2 separate regions of the Mus musculus genome follow, and region 2 is linked to region 1. Evidence: chromatin loops called from intact Hi-C (ENCODE). Cell type or tissue: left cerebral cortex. All regions are shown on one strand. Links, peaks and the distances in the headings refer to the core of each region. The heading gives the core; the rest is flanking DNA.

Region 1 (5,826 bases), core at 499-5,498:
TGTTTGAGTTTCAGAGGATGATATTCTGAGCTCTCTGAGCTGGAAGAAGCTTTCCTCTAGTAGTTATTTTCCTGAATTTGGTGGTCTGGTTTGTTTCCCTTGAACACTGAAAAGTAGCTTTTTGCCTTTTTAGATTTGCTCAGTTCAAATTTCTTGGCTCTATATGTCCAAAGATCCTAATATTCAAACTATTTCACACCATTTACTCTACGTGTGTCTCTGTTACTGCATCTGCCACTCGTATTTTGACCTTGTTAATTTGATGAAATACTTACTCTTTTTGGCTGCTGGCATATGTGCATGTGTGTGTGTGCGCGCATGTTTTAATGAACAAAAAAGAACTTTTGTCTGGAAAATCCCCATATTTTCCTGGGGTTGTTCATAATTACCCATTGTACACACCTTTTACCAGAGTTGTACATTTGTTATAGTTACTTTGTTGTTGTTGCTGTGGGTTTTTTGTTTGTTTGTTTTTTTCTGAGACAGGGTTTCTCCCTGTAGCCCTGGCTGTCTTGGAACTCACTTTGTAGACCAGGCTGGCCTCAAACTCAGAAATCCGCTTGCCTCTGCCTCCCAAGTGCTGGGATTAAAGGCATGCGGCGTTGTTTGTTTTGTTTTTGTTTTTTGTTTGTTTGTTTTTGAGACAGGATCTCTCTTTGTAGGCCTTGATATCCTGGAACACTGCTGTGTAGACCAGGCTGGCCATGAACTCAAAGATTCAACTGCTTGTGTGTATGCTTGTTTATGAGGCGGGGTTAATATGTGTGCTTGAGACCAGAGGTCAGCCTCAGGAGCCATCATCTTGTTTGTTATCATAGGTCCCTCATTAGTTTGGAACTCAGCAAATAGAAGAGGCTTGGTGGCAGTGAACTCCAAGGACTTACTTGCTTGTCTCTACCTCCGAAGATCTGTCTGGGATTACAAATGTGCCACCCACAGCCAGACTTTTATTTTATGTGGGTCATACATGGGGATTAAATTTGGGTCCTCATGCTTGCAGTGCAAGCACTTCACCAACTAAGCTATGTTCCCAACCCACAGTTTAATTCTGTGTGTGTTACTTTCTACTTTATTTATTTATTTATTTATTTATTTGTTTATTTATTTATAATACGGGTTCTCTCACTAAATGTGAAGTTTGCTTCTTTGTCCAGACTGGCTGGCCAGTGAGCTCCAGAAATCTGCCCGTCTCTGTCTCCTGCTGGTAACCCAGGCATTTTACTGACTAAGCCATCTCCCTAGTTTCCTGTGATTGATTGATTGATTGATTGGTTGGTTATTAATTAATTAATTAGTTTTGGGGTTTTCGAGGTAGAGTTTCTCTATGTAACTCTTGGCTATCCTCAGACTCAGAGATCCACTTGCCTGCCTCCTGAGTGCTGGGATTAAAGGTATACACCATCACCACCCAGCCCATAATTATTTTTAATCATCCTTTGGAAATATGATTGGAAAAGAGCTATTGATTTACTGAAAATTATGCATCCTGGTGCAGTGGCTCATGCCTATAATCCTAGCACTTGGGAGACTAAAACAGAAGGATTGCGAGGAGTTGGAAGCCAGCCAGGACTACAGTGTGAAACCCTGTCTCAAGGAAGGAAAAAAAGAAGCAGAAAAGAAACTTTTGCAGCTAGCTATCTCCATTTTCTCTAGATTAGTAAATAGAATTTTAGCCAGAAATCAGCAAAAAAGGCAAACCTCTAGCTGTAATTATGGTAAAAGAATCTGAAATAGGAATATGGCCATGTAACCTTTTTTTTTTCTTTTAACAAAGAATAGGGAGTGTGTGTGTGTGTGTGTGAATATTGATGTTAGTATTTTCTCTTTTTAGTTGCTCTAGGTCGTAACCAGCCTTTGAAAAAGGAGAAACCAAAATGGAAAAGTGACTATCCCATGACAGATGGACAACTGCGCAGCAAGAGGGATGAATTCTGGGACACTGCACCAGCTTTTGAAGGCCGGAAAGAGATCTGGGATGCCTTGAAGGCCGCTGCACATGCTTTTGAAAGCAATGATCATGAACTGGCACAGGCAATCATTGACGGTGCAAACATAACACTACCACACGGTAGGTTTGGTGTCCTGATGACAAAGGGGCATAGCAGAGGACCACCTGGAGAGAGACTTTTTTTTTTTTTAATACATTACTCAATTTTTTAAAAATTTATTTATTTTTATTTTGTGTACATTTGTAATTTGACTACATGTATGTCTATGTGAGGGTGTCGGATCCCCTGGGACAGGAGTTAAAGACAGTTGAGAGCTGCCATGTGTGTGCTGGGACTTCAACTCAGGTCCTCTGGTAGAGCAGCCAGTGCTCTTAACCACTGAACCATCTCTCCAGCACCCTCATTTTTTATTGTAGTTAAAATAAATATATAGCTTTTCTCTCTTTTTTATTTATTTATTTTTATTTTTTTGGTGGTTTTTCGAGACAGGGTTTCTCTGTATAGCCCTGGCTGTCCTGGAACTCACTTTGTAGACCAGGCTGGCCTCGAACTCAGAAATCCACCTGCCTCTGCCTCCCGAGTGCTGGGATTAAAGCCGTGCATCACCACGACCAGCTTCTTTTTAGCTGGTTGTAGTTTGTGTCTTGGTTCATTTTTATGTTTCTTAATCTCAGAAAAGAGAACATTTGCTAAATGGGTATTTTCTACTTTCTATGTGACTTAGTTCTCTCTAGAGACAAGCCCCCAGTCTGCTTCCCTCTTGCAGTGTACATCCCCACCTGGTGGTAGCTGCTGCTGCCACCACTGCCTTAACTACTTTCCTGTCAGAGTTGAAGTTCATTTTTGAAGATTAATATTTGGGGTGGGGAGCATACAGAAGAGATGGCTCAGTGTTTGCTGCTCTAGTAGGGGATCTGGGTTCAGTTCCCCTCGGTGGCTCGAAAGTGTCTGACTCCAGGTCCAGGGAAATCTGATTCCCTCTCTGGCTTCTGCAGGCACTGCGTTATGTGGCACACACACACATATATATATATATACACAGACATGTATACACATACATTCACACACATTGCATACATATAAACATACATACAGGGTTATTTATATATGCTAGGCAAACATATATAAAAATAAAATCTCTTCTTTTAAATGTGCTTTTATTTTCTATGTATGGTTATTTTTGTCATTTGGATGCTGGGAAACAGACCCATGTCCTGGAAGAACAGCAACTCTTATCTGCCATCTTTTCACCCCCAACTTCAAAGTTTTTAAAGATTGTTTTCCTTGACTATAGTCTGAGCCATACAAGAAATCTTTCTTGCTTTAGAAGTGTGACTAAGAATCATAATGTATATGTATCTAGGGACACATAGATGCTAGATATGTGCACATACTCTATTATGGTCTCATTGATTCAAAACATTAAATGTTTGGTGTTATGCTGAGATTTAGGTGTTAGTTTTATATATGTACTCTTTGTTCTTTTGATTTATGTATTTGTGTTTTTCTCTTTAGCTTTTCAAGTTAATAGCTTTCTGGGTTGTTTCTTCAGACTTATGTAAGGGACAAACACCTACAGGTACCGTTGTCCTTTGTTCATTATTATGCCACCATTGTTTTTCCCAAGGTCTTTTTTATTTTATTTGTAGAGGGGCAGTGCTTTAGTAATTTAATCATCTGCAGAATGTTCTTTGACTCTTTGTCCAATACAGGATGTTTTACTCATAAGCCTTGCCAAATTTCCAAATCCCCATTATAGTCTAATTAGTTGTGCTTCTAAGAAGCATTCCTTGTTTTATGACTGTCTGTTATTTATTATGAGAACTCTTTAGCACAGGCTTATATCCCCAACATTTATTGAATTTGAATTATTTGAGCGCCATTTCAGGATGCCCATTTAGTTTCAGTTTTCAGGTTAGTGCTTAAATCCTTTACCTCCTCCATGCTTGTAGAGGAGGAGATGGTCACATGGTTTCCATCTGCCCCTTCAGCTACCCCATTAGAGAATACAGGTTCTTCTTTTTGTATTACTCAGTTCTTTCTGATGCGTACATCCCTTTTCCCAAACTGAATCTATTGTGGTTGTTTTAATCTAGAATCCTGGATCTCTGAATTCCTCATTTTATATGTAATATAGTTATCTGTAGCTAATTATGGTCTCCAAATTGTGGCTTAATTTAAAAGCTCATGGGAACAGAGATCAACCAGATGGCTCCGCAGTGTTTACCATCAAGTCTGATGACATGTGAGGTATATATATATATATAATTTTTTTTAAATGTATGTGAGTACACTGTAGCTATCTTTAGACACACCAGAAGAGGGCATTGGATCCCATTACAGATGGTTGTAAGCCACCATGTGGTTGCTGGGAATTGAACTCAGTACCTCTGAAAGAGGAGATGGTGCTCTTAACCTGATGAGCCATCTCTCCAGCCCAACATGTGAGTTTAATCCCAGGAACCAGCACAGTAGAAGGAAAGAGAACCAACTCCCTCAAGTTGCCCTATGATGTCCATATGTGCACTATAGCATACACACATACACACAATAATTACATTAAATAAATGTAACAAGTGTGTTTTAAAATGCTTTTAAGTTTATAAAGACAAAGTATCTGTTTCATGTATAGACACACTGTATATCCTATTAAGTATAGACTCAAATCTCTATTAAATATTTAAGTCTGATTTCTGCTCCATCTACATGAACTGTCAAGAAAAATAATGTTGCTGAGCCAGGTATAGTAATGCATGCCTTTAATCTCAGCACTCAGGAGGCAGAGATAGGTGGATCTCTTTGAGTTCAAAGCCAGCTTGGTTGGTCTACTTAGCTAGTCTAGTAGAGCAAGGCCTGCATAAACAAACCCTGTCTCAATATCCCAAAACAATGACAATGATGATTTTTCCTGGCAGTCCCATCAACCAGCATGTCATGTCTTTAATCTTAGCACTTGGGAGGCAGAAGTGAATGGACCTGAGTTTGAGGCCAGCCTGGTCTACAGAGCAAGTTCCAGAATAGCCAGGGCTACACAGAGAAACCTTGTATTGAAAACTAAAAGAAAGAAAGACATCACTTGTGCTTCTCCTGTAGTGATTAAAGCTATGTGGCTTTAAGCAAATCATTTCTGTGACCTTCATTTCTCTTTGTTATTTGTGGTCCACATGGGGGGAGAGATTGTGTGAGAGAAAAACATATTCTGCATAAGCATGGAAGAACCGTGAGCATTCCTCTCAAATGAATTATCACAGACTTGTCGGCAATAAGGTTTTGTCATTGATATCCTTGAATGTTTCTCTATTTTTTTCTAAAGCTTATCAATAATATCTCTTGAGTGGGCCTGTCAATTAAGCTCTGTCATATATCCCTAATTAGCCATCAGTTACAATTCAGCTACTTAATTGGATGTTTTTATTTAGACCTGCTCAGTGGTAGGTTGTGACATCACTTGTGCTTCTCCTGTAGTGATTAAAGCTATGTGGCTTTAAGCAAATCATTTCTGTGACCTTCATTTCTCTTTGTCATCTGTGGTCCACATGGGTCTGGTTGGGTGAATCTCTTATGAGTCATTTATGATAGTGCTTGACCTACCAAAAGCACTTAGTAAATTAAACACTGGAGCTGTTGAGTTTGTTTTTTTTTTCCCTTACACTGGACTCTGGTGCTAACAGGTAAGTTTCCTGCACCACCCTTGACTTACAGATTCTGACCTGGCTGTGTTCCCATAGCCTCCTGTCTGTAAACAGCTTCTTCCCATAGCTTTTACAGCATTTTTTTTTTAATTGCCTTAAATTTCTTCAAGAGTTTGTTCCTTTTTTCTCATGGTTTGGTATTTTGTCATTATGTAAAAATTCTAAAAATATGCCTATTTAAAAAA
Region 2 (5,826 bases), core at 261-5,260, 160 kb before region 1:
CCATATTTCTAAGAGGCATGGGTTAGAACCAGATCAAACCATCATGATATTTTTGGCAAGGGTGGGTGCTGGCCAACAAGAGTATAAAGCTCAGCTTCCTCAGCTGGAACTGTTCAGTGAGATGCTGCTGCAGAGCAATCAAACATGAGGAAGAAGTTCAGCTCCACAGAGCACAGACGGGAAGGTGATGGCCTAATGGTCATGTGATGGGAGGGCAGTCTAAGTCCTCTGCCGGTCTGATGGTCCTGTGCTAGGAAGGCAGCCTAAGTCCTCTGCTGGTCTGATGGTCCTGTGCTAGGAAGGCAGCCTAAGTCCTCTGCTGGTCTGATGGTCCTGTGCTAGGAAGGCAGCCTAAGTCCTCTGCTGGTCTGATGGTCCTGTGCTAGGAAGGCAGCCTAAGTCCTCTGCTAGTCTTTGACTTTGCCACGCTTGAGATTCTAGTTTGGTTGGACCAAGCATTCTGAGGCCTGCTTCCCTGAGGCTGAGTCAGTAGTAGGCAAGGCTGCCCGTCCACGTGGGTGAGGAGGACACTGATGACCAAGACCTGGACATCACAGTCACCCAGCATGATCATCAACCCAAGCTCCATCTACATCCCTGTCTCTGTGTCATTCACTGAACTTAACACATCAATTGAGACTCTTAGTCTCAGGGTCATGGATTCGAGCCCACAGTGGGCACCAAATACCACTAGACTGTCTCTGTCTACTCACCAGCTCTCAAATAATGACACACAGAGTCTTACATTTGCTTATGAATGCTAGGCCTTATAGTGTATGCTGTTTCCCAAGTAGCTCGTATAACTTAATTAGCCTGTTTATTCTAATCTACCATCTGCCACGTGGCCCATTACCTCTCCTTCAGTCCTGGCACCTGTTCCTTCCTCTGTGTCTGGCTTGTGACTCCCCCATGCCTGATTTCTTTCCAGGAGTATCTACCTCTGCCCAGATTTCCCACCTTTCATCTTCTGCCCTGCTATACACATTCAGCTCTCTATTAAACCAGTCAGAAGAATGTTTACAAAATACTAAGGCAGGTGATGTTTCATAAGAATAACAGTACAAAGTCCAGATAGTACTCAGCTCTCTGCTGGTACAGAAATCAACATCTGAATGATACCAAGATAACCTTTACACCATGCATAAGAAGATTACCCCAACAAGTCTCCAGCAACAGCAACAGCACGCTTGCACAGTGTCCACCCAGCTCTTAGCAGGGTAACATGAGACAGACCCAGGACCACGGTTTCTTCAACAGTCCCTTTCCTTCCTCAGGATATCCACCCACACTTCCAGAGCTGGGCTGTCTCAGGGTCAGGCTGTCTGCTGCCAGAACTCTTGGGCCAGAGCCCAACACCACCTCCCAGTCTCTCTTCCCTATGATACTACTCCTACTTGGGGATCTCCTGAATCTTCAATGCCTGCTTGCTCAGCTACCACCCATCCTCTTCCTCTTTCCAATAGCAGATTCTCAGGAGGCGAACCTATTGAACAGCAGTCTTAAAGAGCTGTGGCCAAGGTTTCATATTACTGAGGGTCATGAATTGGCCATCTGGCTCAGAGACACATGCTGGGGTTCAGTGTCACCCTGGCCACCTACAGCATGCCTTGTCCACTTTTATTTTGTCTCTAATGGTGACTCTCTATGGGTGAGACATGTCCCCTGTTTGTCACTTGTTACTAATTGACTGCCTTCCCTGTTAGAATATGAAAGAAAAAAAATCCCTACCTGTTGTGCTTGTTTCTCTCTCCCAAGCATCTTGTTCAGTACTTGACGGGTATTAAGTTCTCAAGTATTATGTTGTCAAGTGAATGATGAATAAATGGCTCAAGTGAATGAATGAATGGGCTCCCAGAGCCACCTGCACTTTTAAACCATGCTCTTCTGCAGTGTAGCTGAGTAGACAAGGCTGAACCATAGTACGCATAGCCCATAAGGCAACCACAGAGTTAGGTTGTCCTGGGAATGTCTAGAGTGGGAGGCACTGAGGAACAATTACAAAACAGTAACAGTTGCTCCTTGGGGGACTGTTTCACGGACCACCTGGAGAGGTGGCCATCTTGTCTGCAGAAGAGCCACTCAATGGCAGGTGATGCTCACCATTAAACAGTTACATTTTGCTGCAGTGTCTCCCACTTCTGTAAAGGAGACACTGGCCACCAGGTTTAGCCTCTCAGTGGCCTTTGGAGTCTGTGTTCATTGAACTGAAATGTAACTCAAAATGTTTTTTGCTAACAATATGATCGTTACCTGTCCACATCTGTATTTATCCACTCATTTGGTAAATATCTACCAATCAGCTGCCGTGGCTGACCACTCTGAGAAGACCCCCTGTTCTCCTCACAGGAAAGGCAGTGCCCATTTATTCAAGGTTCTTTTCTAGGGCCTGTGGGACTGGGCTGAACTGGGGATAATAGCAAGGGAGATGCCTGACCATCTTCATGTAGGTACATTTTGCTGGAGAGTCATATATGAAGAGATGGCGGCAATGCCAAGAGCTCTGAAGAAAATGCGTGTGGGAGGTGACGGAGGCTGCATTAGGAAAGTCTGCAGAAGGAGAAGACTAAAGCTTTAAAGACAGGAAAAGCATTTCCGAGCAGTGAACAGCATGTATAAAGGGATCCATTTCATGAAACAGAGAGAAGCCAGAGCGGGTGTAGGAAGGTGTGACAGAGGAGGGAACTAGATGAGGTCAGCAGGTCTCTGAAACCAGATTCTGCTAATCCCTAAGAATCTGCTCTAAGAATCTTGGTGACTTTATCCTACGTGCAGCAGGAAGTCACTGGGACATTTAAGCAATGGGAGAATGGGGGTGAGGAATGCAATCTGATTTTTATTGGCTAAACACGCTCCTGACTGAGAATAGAGAGCAGGCTCTGAAACCACTGGTCAGCGGAGGGAGGGAGATATGATATCAGGAAGACTCCCACGCCTGTCCTCAAAGGAAGCTTTGTTTCTTCTCAGAGGCCGCCAGAGATGTTTGAGTTCACATCTCAGCAAAGCATGCTCCTGTGCTGTGACCCTAGGCACCATCTCTTAGCTCCTGTTTTCTCACTGAAAGGAGAAAATTAATGCGCTGAAGATGTGCTGGGCTCACTGTGGCTTGGATAGGTCTGTGAGCTGGAAGCATGACTCCCAACAAGGCAGTGTCCATAAGAGTGAGTCGCGCGGAAGGGCGCCACCTGCAGGAGAGATTGATGTAGTGCTCCAACCTGGTTAGTTCTCTCCAGGGCAACTTATCCTATACAAAAGCATGATGTTCATCCCAAGTCTTCCTGGATGCCCATCTCATCAACAATCTGTTCTGCGGACTTCCACTATTGTAATGCTGCTCATCACAATGTCCTCACTAGACGTCACAGGGGGCCACCTGACCTTGGACCTTTCACTTTCCAAACTATGAACCAAACCAACCTCATTTCTTTATACTGCACCTAGCCTCTAACTTCCTGTTGTATATGGACCAGTATAGGGATGTTAGAAACACAGTTGACTATAGAATTTACATTGTTATAGATGACAGCTAGCTGGTGCACAGTAACAGTTACATCTCTTTATAAAGTGGGGGGAAGGTGGACAACGTGAGATGGGAAGACAAGAAAGCAGCACAGAGGGGGTTAGTCATGGCAGCCTTGGACACCAATTACACTGAAGAACATCTGTGGATAGGGGCATCCCAGGAAGACTTCTGGGCACGAGAAGATTGTAAACAGTGCTCCCTTTAAGGAAATAAAACTTGGCCACAGGAAAGATGGAGATGATGGAAGAGAAGCTTCAGGGTCTCTCCCTGTTGCTTGGACCACATAGCCTCCTGTCATCCCATGAGGCTCTCCCTGCATGGGGATTCTACTTAAGCCAGCTTCCTCTAGGCATGGTTTGCTTGTACGAGGACCACAAGCCTTCATGGGTGTTGTTCTTGTGATGAGCATCCCTACGAACACAAGCATACAGACTGCACCTCAGAGAGATCCTCTCTGAACCTTCTCCATCCAACTGTGTCCTAGAAAAGAGCTCAGTTCCCTCCCCGAAGCTGCTGCTGAAAAGGCAACAAAAAGCAGGCTTCAGCCTCCCTGGCCTGATTGTCTTCAGTCTAGGGACTGGGAGAAGTGCAGCCTGCCAGCTTTACAGACGTCAGAATCTCGGAAGGACCAGGAGCTCATTCAAGCTTGAAGAGATGCCCCTCCAGAACGTGCTCCTTCCTGTATGATCCTGCCGTGTGGAACACAGCACTCCATCAGCTCCAGCAGGGCTGTTCTGTGCTCTGCAGCACTTGAGTTTGCAAAATGCCTTCTGGACCAGGGATCTGGAACAGTGAGAGCTAAAGCTGGAGTCTAAGCTCTATCCCTGGCTTCTGCAGACCTAAATCAAGGGCAATACTCTACTCCCAAATGCCTCTGTGAGACAGAAAAGCAGAGAAGTCCGCCTAGAGGCTGGTTTGTCACTAGCAAGGGCACATTGGTCAAGCATCCAGTCTTGCCTATCACAGAAGCATCACTCAGAAACGCTCTGCAAGTCTCTGCAGGCAGCTGGAAGTTTTTAAACAAGTGAAGTCAATCTGGCTCCTAGGAAGCTTTGAGCCTGGTGTGTGTGTGTGTGTGTGTGTGTGTGTGTGTGTTGAATATGTGAATGCATGGGAATGTGCACACACCCATGTAGAGGCAGTCTGCATCCCTCAGGTCTGAGTCTAGTCCTATAAACAGACACTTAGTAGATGATGATGATGGAGATGGAGATGATGATGATGATGGAGATAACCATGGTGCTGAGAAGCAGTTCACTACCACACCAGCCTGCAGAGGGCGCCCTCAGTGCATGCTTACACCAGCCTGCAGGGGGCACCATGGAGACTGTGTGCCAATCAGCAAACCACAGATGGCTATGAAATAGGGCAACTGTCTAGGTATAGCCTTTCCCTAAAGAAGATCTTTTTCTCCTTTTCTGTTAAGATATATTTTGTGTGTGTGTGAATGCAGGTGCCTACAGTGGACAGAAGAGGGCGCCAGATCCTCTGGAGCTGGAGTTTCAGGTTATGAGCCATCCCTGATGACTGCAGGGAACCAGACTCATGTTGTCTGCAAGAGCAACAAGAGGGAAGAAAGAAAGAAAGAAAGAAAGAAAGAAAGAAAGAAAGAAAGAAAGAAAGAAAGAAAGAAAGAAAGAAAGAAAGAAAGAAAGAAAGAAAGGAAGGAAGGAAGGAAGGAAGGAAGGAAGGAAGGAAGAAAGAAAGAAAGAAAGAAAGAAAGAAAGGGAGGGAGGAAGGAAGGGAAGGAAAGGAGGGAGGGAGGGAGAGAGAACATTTTAAAGAAGAAAACTGAGGAGTTGGCTGCACAATAAGAACAGGTTTATTTCAGAGAAAACCTGAGAAGGCCTTTGTGATGGTGTGTATATGCCCAGCCTAGGGAGTGGCAATATTAGAAGGTGTGGAGCGGGTGTGGCCTTGTTGGAGTAGGTGTGTCACTGTGGGTGTGGGCTATGGACTATAAAACACTCCTCCTAGCTGCTTAGAAGCCAATATTCTGCTAGCAGCCTTCAGATGAAGATGTAGAACTCTCAGCTCCTCCTGCACCATGCCTGCCTGATTGCTGCCATGCTCCCACCATGATGATAATGCACTGAACCTCTGAACCTGTAAGCCAGCCCCAATTAAATGTCCTTTATAAGAGTTGCCTTAGTCATGGTGTCTGTTCACAGCAGTAAAACCCTAAGGCAGACCCCATAAGAGAAGGTGGGATAATAAACCTCTCTCACAGGCTAAGTATTATGCCAGAACGGGAAGAGCCCGAAGTCCAGTTGGCCGGTGGTGTTAAGGGTTAAACTGGGATGTAC

The links. Peaks named below come from ENCODE experiments on the same cell type or tissue, not always from the same donor. Only the 100,000 strongest peaks of a DNase experiment are listed, where the experiment ranks them.
Region 2: a loop joins it to region 1, with 4 times the contacts of the local background. A loop is called at or near these places in 3 of 42 quality-filtered maps.

What each region holds. Positions count from the first base shown.
Region 1 is chr11:32,497,394-32,503,219 of GRCm38, forward strand. It overlaps Ubtd2 (ubiquitin domain containing 2), which reads left to right. Exons shown (of 3, transcript NM_173784.4): 2 at 1,832-2,068. Among named protein-coding and RNA genes, the nearest start is that of Efcab9, 27 kb to the right of the region's middle. In left cerebral cortex, for the core only: a CTCF peak has its summit at 2,731; DNase peaks (open chromatin) are centred at 923, 1,550, 1,897 and 2,752; H3K27ac peaks cover 430 bases.
Region 2 is chr11:32,338,117-32,343,942 of GRCm38, forward strand. No RefSeq gene overlaps it. Among named protein-coding and RNA genes, the nearest start is that of Sh3pxd2b, 6.8 kb to the right of the region's middle. In left cerebral cortex, for the core only: CTCF peaks have their summits at 3,190 (motif pointing left) and 4,900; DNase peaks (open chromatin) are centred at 1,371, 2,570, 3,134, 4,239 and 1 more place; H3K27ac peaks cover 2,033 bases.